2 separate regions of the Mus musculus genome follow, and region 2 is linked to region 1. Evidence: chromatin contacts called from ENCODE Hi-C or POLR2A ChIA-PET data. All regions are on one chromosome and are shown on one strand. Each heading gives the region's core, a stretch centred on a gene start or an enhancer-like site at or near the end of the contact. The rest is flanking DNA. Distances are from core to core; before and after follow the strand shown.

What was found. A loop is a pair of places that touch in the nucleus more often than their neighbours do. ChIA-PET counts read pairs that join two places held with the same protein, here RNA polymerase II (POLR2A).
Region 2: a map of regulatory T cell shows a loop between it and region 1 (1.8-fold over the local background). The contact joins two enhancer-like sites. A Hi-C loop is called at or near these places in 1 of 37 maps with a recorded cell type or tissue (regulatory T cell). POLR2A ChIA-PET finds 5 or more read pairs at or near these places in 1 of 5 experiments (embryonic stem cell).

Annotation. Positions count from the first base shown.
Region 1 is chr16:10,663,924-10,668,731 of GRCm38, forward strand. The region is part of intron 18 of Clec16a (C-type lectin domain family 16, member A); the gene reads left to right. Gm15558 (a long non-coding RNA gene) reads right to left here. Exons shown (of 5, transcript XR_384655.3): 5 at 4,437-4,808. Among named protein-coding and RNA genes, the nearest start is that of Gm52264, 8.0 kb to the left of the region's middle. Within about 2 kb of position 1,887, at least 2 of the 3 ENCODE cell types and tissues checked have a DNase peak (open chromatin) inside an H3K27ac peak, as active enhancers do.
Region 2 is chr16:10,733,546-10,738,144 of GRCm38, forward strand. All of the region lies in intron 22 of Clec16a (C-type lectin domain family 16, member A), which reads left to right. Among named protein-coding and RNA genes, the nearest start is that of Socs1, 50 kb to the right of the region's middle. Within about 2 kb of position 2,436, at least 1 of the 3 ENCODE cell types and tissues checked has a DNase peak (open chromatin) inside an H3K27ac peak, as active enhancers do.

The DNA of each region.
Region 1 (4,808 bases), core at 637-3,136:
ATTTTTGTGTTCTGTTAGGTGTAGCCTCAGGCCTGAGAGTACCCATAGCCCCGAGCCATGGGCTCCTCCACAGTGCACTTTGCTGCTAGTCTGTCCTCTACACCCTCTTCTCAAAGAGTAGAAATGATCCCGATCAATACCCACTGACAGTGGCTGGACAGCTGGCTCACTCCACCTCAGCCCTGTATTTACACTAGGATAGAAGCCCATCCTGGTGCTGGGAATTGGAACGCTCTTCCACGCCTTCTCTTTGCTGTATACATGTTTGCCTAGCAAATAATAGCTGAACATACTTCCTTTGTAAAAGACTAAAACCACGCATAGTCTGCTAAAAGGTGAATGTCATCTTCCTCTCCTGCCCAGTGCCTCACCCAGGCTAGCCTGGGGCATGCGGCTCTTGATTCCCCGCCCTTGTATCTGCACACACTCACACCTGTCTTCCCACAGAGCCTGGCCTGCTTGTATCACGGTTGTCACCCCAGCCCTGACATGGGCCTTGCTCTTATTTGCTACTCAGTAAATATTGACCTACTGAATGGCTGCCATTTTTACACAACTAGGACTGTATTCATCGTGTTCTGCAATTTAGTTTTGGCACTTTGAAGTGGGGCTTTCCTGTGTCAGGAACATGGGTGGAGCTTATTGTACTTGACTGCATTCAGTGGAAGTGCCCAGTGTATGATGTCCATTGTGCAAGTACCATGAGCACGGGCATTGTACTGCATCTGGTTACTCAGTGTCTCAGAGGACCTGGAGCGTGAGTGTGAGCCCTGTCGGCAGCTGTATTCCAGCCTGGTGCTTTACTGGAAGGGACTTACCACTGTGCAATTGCTGGGCTGAGTTAGAGCTAGTAGGGACCTTAATGATAGCTCATATCTTGAAAAACTGGCCATCTTTGCCACCTGTGTGACAGAAAAACAGCTTCCATCCAAGAGTCCTCAACTTGAAGCCCTTGTCAAGGGTCAGGAGGTGGCCCAGAGAAGGCTCCTAGCTCAGAGAATGGAGTTGGTTAGAAGGCCAAGACGACTGTCAGGGAGCAGGATTCAGCCTGCCAGGCCCCCCCTCCAAGCCAGTCGGCCCATCAGAGAGGTGCCAGGGAAGACTTCCTGCAGCTGGAATTTCTGCATCCATCACTCCTGTGTCCAGGCCACACAGCTGCAGTCACTCAGATTCCGGCCATCCTTCACACTCAGAATTGCTGTTTAGACATTCCCAGCCCTCCACTCTGTCGGTGTTTATTTTAAAATCATCCAGAAACATGCTTGCAATGTTAGTTAGCTCTGTCAAACTCTCCATTGCATCAGGCAGTAGTACGTCATGTGCATGGGCCCAGGTCCTCAGAAGACTCACTTGAGGAGGACCTGCCTCAGAGGAATGCGCTTCAGAAGCCCTTTGAAAGTCATGGCTGAGGGAAAGCAGTTTGCTGTGTTTGTGGGTTCTCTGAATCAGCTCAGGGGCCACTCAGAGAAGGGATGACAGGCAAGCAAACCACAGTCTTCTGTGACAAATGTCCTCAGGCAGCAAAATGTGATGTTGACAGGCACGGGTACTGCTGCGGAGCCCAGGCTCCACCATGGACCATTCATTGCTACACGTCTTCCAGTAATCCCTCTCCCCAGCCCCCAGAGCAACTGCAGCCCTGGTGCAGTGCGCTTTTAAAGCACCCCACCTCCTCTCTCTGTAAAGCCCTGAGGCAAGCAGTTTTCCCCTCTGTTTATATCTACCACACACACACTGTGAGCTGCTTCTATTAAAAGCAGTCAGAGATTGATAACGGGTGTTAAGAAGGATGTCACTTATTTCACAGGGTGAAAGGGAAGTTGCTGTGGCTTTCAGTAAAAGCTCACAGACCTAGGCCGTGGCAGCATGCTAACCACTGGGGGGCAGTGGAGCTGTGTGCCCCCAGCAGCTTCCTTCCCTGGCACTCCTTGAGTCTTAGGACTCCTCACCTTAGAGGACAGGGAAGGGCACCAAGAAGGAGGCAGATGGAAAGGTAGGGATGAGGGTTCTCTCTATAATGTGACCACCAGCTCAGGGATATGAGGACACATCCTCAGCCTGACCTTGGGGTCCCTTCATTGGAAAATGGGAAAGCTTCATGCACTATACGCCTGAGGCACAGCAGGCCTCTGAGAGGTGTTGCCAGCTGAGACTGGATGGAGGTCTGAGTTCTCCTTCTGAATCACCCCACTTTTCTTCACAGGCCAGGGGTGCTCACTAACTGAGCTGAGCAGAGGTCTCCGATACCATAGGGCTGGTGGGGTGACTTCATCACCCCCCAGCTACCATAGGTTTATTTCGGCATGGGCTTCCCTACCAGCTGGCACTCCCTCTCTGTTTGGGCCTAACGGTCAGGAGCCCTCCATATCCAGGAACTATCAGCTCTTCGAAAAGCATATTCATCTCATCCCCTGGCGAGCAAGGTTCCCAAGGTTTTCCTAAAAGTCATTTTGGAAATGCAGATTTGAGCACAGTTGACTTCAGTTCCTGGCACTTCAACCCTTCCTTCACACCTCTCTGGTTCTTGGCATCATGGTGAGAGCAGAAGTATGGAGCTGGAGTCCGTTAGAGTCTGAGTACCAAGGCTTTGTGTGACCCTGGGTGTCTCTCTGAAACTGTGAGCCTCAGTTGCTACATGTACAAAACAAAATGCTTGTAGAAACTAAACGGTCCATAATATAACCCTGGGTGCATGGCAGCTGTTATGCTAACTGCTGCATCATGGAGTCCTTAGCAGGGGAAGAGTCAGGATATCGGAAGTTCCCCACCTTGCCCTGTCCGGCACAGAGGTCCCTATGAACCATCTTCAATTGGGCCTTCCCTTCGGTCCCATCCTTGAGTTCCCTGCTGAGCATCAGTCTCCTCTTCCTCTTCATCCCTTCACAGCCTTTGCTAGCCCAGATTAGACCTGCTCATTACAGCAGTGAGGAGAAGAGAACAAAGGGGAACACAGGGTAGAAACCAGGAGTAGGGAGACGCCCCACTTCAGCTGAACCAAGTTACACAGGCACACCTGTCTGCTGCCGTCCTGTCAGCTGCTCAGGGGGACAATTCACACAGCGGTGCCTGCCACCAGCAGCCTAAGGAGTTCTGCTCAGGCAAACCAAACCCTTGACTATGCCACAAAAAGGACCTGCAGCAGAGTTATTAAGACAGGGAGAAGGCATACTTAAATGCTGTGGGGGAAGGGAGTTTGACATCCAAGGCACAGGCACAGGCCTTTTGAAAGTCATACTTGGATGTATTTACAATGGACACAAAAGGACATGGCTTTTTAGGTTACATTGTTCCAAGGGTGTAATTTACAACACTGTTTCAAGGAAAAAAACCTGGAAAGTAGACCTTTAAAACCATGTAAAGATCGCATATAAGCCAGTCATTTGTCTTAGTGTAAAGATCCCTCTGGAAGTGAGATGTGTGAGGGGTGAGGACAGTGAACAGAGTTAAACTCAAGGCCACAAGCAGCCTGCCCTAAGTGAGCAAGCTAGGTTTCACTAATGTCCTCCTAGCAGTGTCTTTAGGAAGACAGACACCAACTCTGTAGGCTTTTGAACGGACGCCTTCCCCTTCCCAGGTCCCCTGAATTTCCTATCTTCCTCTACAGCCTCACAGTGAGCCTGGCTAACACATTCTGGCAGGCTAGAGGGCATGCCTGACTAGTAACAGTGCTTTGGGTTTGGTTCTGTTATCATTGTCTAGTTAGTTAGTTAGTTAGTTAGTTAGTTAGTACATAATAGCACTATGTGCCCAGGCTGGCCTCCAATTCTGTATCTTTTTGATAAGTGATGGATGCACAGGTCTGTGTGGCCATGCCTGATTTGCATATGTACCAGTGTTTTTCTCCCCTGCTTCCTTTTTGGAAGTGAACAATGACAAAGTCCTTTCTGTCATATCTAAATGTCTTTTGAAAAAAATCAGTACTTCTGCACCAGGCAGGACACATATCTACACAAACAGCAAAAAGAACATGGCAGGATAGAGTGGAGACCCTCTGAAGGCAAAAATCCCCATGCCTCCAGCTGCTCCAGAAAGGCCATTGCCACAGCCAAGCCAGGTGATGGGTAAGAGAAGCAGTGGCTTGTGGGACACACTTTTCCTGCTGGACTGGGATCTGACGGTAACAGTGACAGGAGAAGTGGTGAGGTGCCTTTGGGTGAAGGCTCCACTGTGCCCACCTGGGGAATATGACAATTGGCTTCTTTTTCATGTGTGAAAGCCTCTATAGTGAGTAGGGCTACCCACGCGTCTCAGCAGTCCCCCATCTCAGCTTTTCTATGACCTCTTGCTAGCTCTGCAGGGCTTGCAGCCCCCTCCATCTTTTTTGTTCGGTTTTTGTTTTTGTTTTTTGAGACAGGGTTTCTCTGTGTAGCCCAGGCTGTCCTGGAACTCACTCTGTAGACCAGGCTGGCCTCGAACTCAGAAATCCGCCTACCTCTGCCTTCTAAGTGCTGGGATTAAAGGTGTGTGCCACCACTGCCTGGCTTCACATCCATCTTAATGACCCACCTTGCTGTGCCAGGAGATGCAAGCTCAGGGCTCAGAGGGAAACAGAGGTGGCGTGAGTCAGGGCTTCCAGAGGCCAGACCCAGAAACCCTCTTACCCATGGCAGGGAGGCCCAGCCTTCGAGAAGTTTCCAGGCCTGCACTGTGATTACAGTAAGCAGTCTGGAGGCAGTGTCTGCTCTAACCCCAGGTGCACAGCTGTGGGAGGAGACAGCTGGGCTCGTGGCCTAACGGGTCGGGTCTCGTTGGCTCCAGCTGCTCTGAAGTACAGGCCTTGCAGACCTGCCTCGCCCACACCATGCAGT
Region 2 (4,599 bases), core at 1,186-3,685, 70 kb after region 1:
TATGTGACATGACAGTAAAAGCCTGAGCCTGGCTACCCATCCACCTCTGTCCACTCCACAATAGCTCACCTCTTTTAGAGAGGCTGACCTGGCCAAGAGCTCGGCTTCATTCTTGGGGAGGGAATCAGATGTTCTGAGACACAGCTGTTGGTCCTGAGAAGAGACTCCTAGAGCCCACAAGCATCTCCACCTCAGTGTTCCAGTGTAGGTTACGCCTTCGATCCAGAACCAAGTGCATGCTTTGTTCCTGAAGGTCCAGCCTAGCCAGACTGTACCTCCCACACCTATTCCCTATCAGGCTGTGCTAAAGGACTGCCAGAAACCACGTGTCAGAGTTTGACACTAGCTCTAAGTGGTATTGCAGTATTTAGGAAGCAGAGAATAGCCTACTGGCCAGTTTTTGTACCTGACAGGGCTGCCACCATCAACTAGAGGTGCTGTCCTCAGCTAGCCAGCTGGTAGTTAGATGAACCTGAGGAGCCAGTCCCCGCATCATCCGTATCTGCCTGCTGCCCAGCCTAAACAGCATGGCTTTGCCAAGAGTCCATTTGTCCTCAGAGTAGTTTTGAGGGCATGGTACTAACTCAGAGCACTGCTGACATTTTATTTACTAAACCTCCCAGAGGCCAGGGAGCTGCTTAGGTTAGAGAGCAATGGCCAGGCTCCTAGAAACAAGGAAAACAAACTCCAGAGACTCAGAGACACCAGTGTCCACTGCAAGGCCAAGTGTCTGTTCAGGAAAGTATTGATTGATGCCAGCAAAAGGCCAGTTTCCCACGGCTGCTCCAAGTCATACTCAAATTTATACAAGGGGCACATCACAAAAATACAGCTGGTGTAAGGGTTAGGGATGGGTAGTGTGATAGGGCATCTCTAGGTCCCAATACCTTTCCGTTGATTTCAAGACAGCCAGAAGAACAGATTGGAATGTTCTTGAAAACAAAGAAACTCTGTGTGTCTGAAGTGAAGACCATACAAATAGCTTCCCAAACCCCACAGGTGACAGACCTGCCTTACACCAGTTAAAGAGCCAGTGAAGACTCATGCTTTTCTAGCGTTTCACATGGCCTGGACACTCATGGTCAGTGTGGGTTCCTCCCCAGCCCATACATGGTCACCCCGTGTGTGTGTGTGTGTGTGTGTGTGTGTGTGTGTGTGTGTGTGTGTGTGTGTGTGTGTATACCCTGCATGGTGTCCTAGGGCTGGGCGCCTTACCTGGGTGCATTACATCCACACCTCCCTGAGGCCTTCCCTACTCTCCTCCATTGGAAAGTGTAATGGTTCTGACAGATCATGTGACTTATCTGCCATGCTGCCATTAGCAGGTAGGAGAATCCAAATGTGAACCGTATCCTTGGTGACGGCATAGCCATGTTCTGCCTTCTAAAATAACCCAGCAGAGTACGGGACATGCCCCTGAGTCTTCCTGGGTATCCCAGGGTGATACCATGAGCCCAGGTCATAGTTTGAGTCCTGACTATAACAACTGTCTTACAGCCGTCCTTCATCATACACAGTTGCCTGTGGGCCCAGCTTCAAAGCCATGGTCCCACTCACCGAGCCTGGGACTCACTTAGTCCAGGTAGCAGATGTTGGGCCTTATGGGTCCCAGTGTGAGGAAAGCACAGTAGAGCCCAGAAAGCCACATTCTCTTCTGATTCAGGGTTATCCCCAAACTGAGCATGAGACCGGCTGAGGCTGGGAGGATTACGTGTGCATCTGCTTTGTCCCGCTAACTGACCCATACTTCCTGTCTGGGTCTGAAAGAGACCCACATGTACCCCAGGATGGGCATTCTCCGTTTCTCGTGGGGAGCTTCAGCCTGTGCTCCCAGGCACCAGTGGTGCAGGTTGCCCATCTTGGTTAGGGAGCCTCGAGACCTGACCCAAGACATTCCTCTGCTAGACGGGCCTTTCACTTGCAGGCTTCTCCCTGGCTTCCTCACTGTGCTGTCTCTCTAGGTAGATGGGTTCGTGCTGAGTTCCTACTGTGCACATACATTAGGGACACCAAGTGACCAAGTATGTTCTCACAGATGAACAGAGGCAGGCCAGGACCATCAGATCACCACAGAGGCATGTGTGCAGTTGAAACCCACAATGAGGGACCAAGCAGGGGCTCCACCAGCTGGCACAGACCAGCTAGAGAAAGTTCTTGTATTCCTAGAGACAAGACCCAGGGAGTAAATGCTGCAATCCAGGGGCCCCTAAGGAACGGGCGTCTGAGGCTCATACAGGTCGGCCTGTGTCCATACCTTTATCTTGTTGGAAGCAAGTAGATTCCTTTTCCCCATCTCCCAAAAGCTTTCCTGCAAACCCTGCCCTTCTGAGTATAGAAGGGAGGCAGTCTGTCTTTGAGAAACAGCTCCTGTGCCTTATGGCCAAGACCTCTGGCCAGAAGTGGTTTTAGAGCCTGTAGGCCCGGCTCAGATTGGGACCACAGCCAAGAGGAAGGGTGCCCTTAGCAGTCAACTAGTGTGCTATTACCAGCAGTGCCTGCTGTATCCCCTTTCTGCCATATAAAACTAGGCATATTCCAAGTGGCTTTTTAACAAGGGCTCAAATTGGGAACCCACAGACACCCCAAACTAAGAGAGAACCCATACAGAATTCCAGACTGCCTCAGGAACCAGTCAGACAGTGAGTGAGTTTTGTGTTCCTGGTCAGCCTTTGCCTATCACAGCTACACTAAAGGGTCTTGCAGGGACTTGAGTGGTCTGCTCCAGCACCCAGTCACACTCAGTCTGTTTGCCCATTGCTCCTTCTTGTGTCTTAGTTCTTACTTTTTGCAATTAGTCTTGCTGTGTTGCTCAGACTGGCCCAAGTGATCCTCTTGCCTCCGCCTCTGAGTTCTGAGACTGTGGCCTCTGCCATGACACCCGGCTCCACTGCACTTCAACAAAAGTGCTTTTGGGTGGCCAGCCCCTCAACGGAGAGCTTAACACCACGTGTTTCTTTATCTGTCCCAGGAACCGAGTGACTCACGTGTCTAGCTCAACTAGATGGCAAGCCTCAGCTTGACCCCTGGTGAGAAAAGGCATCAGGCTAGGTCAACACTTTCTCTGTGAAATCAAACGCAGTAGCATGGAAGGAGTCAGTGGGCTCCTTATCAGAACAGTGTGGGCCCAGTGCCCTGTGCACCCTCATGGTGCCGCGTGCACACATATGAGCATGTGTGCTCAGTGTCAGACCCGGTTGTATACACTCACATTCTGTGGAGTTGTTTCTGAGACAACAATGAAAGTCAGACTAGCCTGGGACTGATGCTCCTGCCTCAGCCGTCAGAGTGCTGAGATGACACTGGCCAGGATGCCTGTCTTTATGGAGTCCTGATGAGGAATTGTCCCTCAGATACTGGTCCCACGATGTACCTTTAGTTCCTTGCATTTCTGGCATCCATGTGTGCCAGAGTTTTAGAGTTTCTTTGTGAGCCTCTTTGAGGCAGAAAACAGGGAGTGTTTATTGGAAATGATGCTGGGGAGAAGGTCAGGCTGCCCTTGCAAGTGTAAATGTCACTCTGTGCACTTACAGCCACTATCCCAAGGGCTGACAGGAAAAAGAAAGGGACGGCTCTTGGGGCCCAGGCTTGAGAGCCTCCCTGATCTCCCTCCGCAGGCTCCCTCTTCCCCTCAGCCTCTCTAAGCATCCTGCCTAGGTTTTTACACTAAGGTTCTGATCACCCAGTCCATAGACCTGTGTGTGTGTGTGTGTCTGTGTGTGTGTGTGTGTGTGTGTCGCGCACGTGTGTCTGTGCACATTTTGAGGTGGTAAAATACAGCCAACATAAGATGGACCAGTGTACCATCCTCAGCATGGTGTTTGCGCATGCTCCCGCTGGGCTTGCTCTGTGACTTTATTCTTAGCTCTCCTCTTAGAGTTTGTCTCTGAGACCACCACCCTAAGAACACTGTGAGTCCTCCCTCTTGTTCCTGGTCCAGCTTGTGCATTCCCACTTAGCTACCAACTGCCTGGTCTCCCCATTTCCTGCTCTGTGCCCTGGTCCTGGTTCCCCAAGTCATGGTTCCAAAGTCCTGGAACTTTCCCAAGTCATCCCTCTCCCCAAAACACCACTGAGGCTAAGGCAGGAGTCAGGTCCAGCATCCAGGATTGACTTCAAACTTGAAGCAGCTCCCTCCATGTCACCCTCCCCTGCGTCAGAAATGCTTAGTTCACTCTGGCCTGGCTCTGACCCTCTGACCACACCCCTCCTTCCTGCAGGCATTTCCTCTGAGTTTCCCATCTTCCTGCAGGTCCCAGATAAAACTGAGAAGCAGTTTTATCCTTTTGTCCCCTGGTTTTTCTGACAAGACCAGAAGTTATCAGTGACCCAAATCTTTGCACAGGATTGAGCCTTCTCCGTCTCTAACCATATTAAGTTACAAGAGTGAGGGATTGAAGCCCTGTGCTTGCCTGGCATGCACAAGGTCTGAGCCCAGGCCCACATAAAGCGAGCCTCGAGGTACTGCTTGTACTCCCAACACTCAGGAGCTAGAGGGAGAAGGAGCAGAAGTCCAAGCTGTCCTCGGCTACAGCAGAGTTTGAGGCCAGCCCTGACTGAGACCCTGTCTAAAGAAGAAAAGAAAGAAAAGTTGCGTAAATG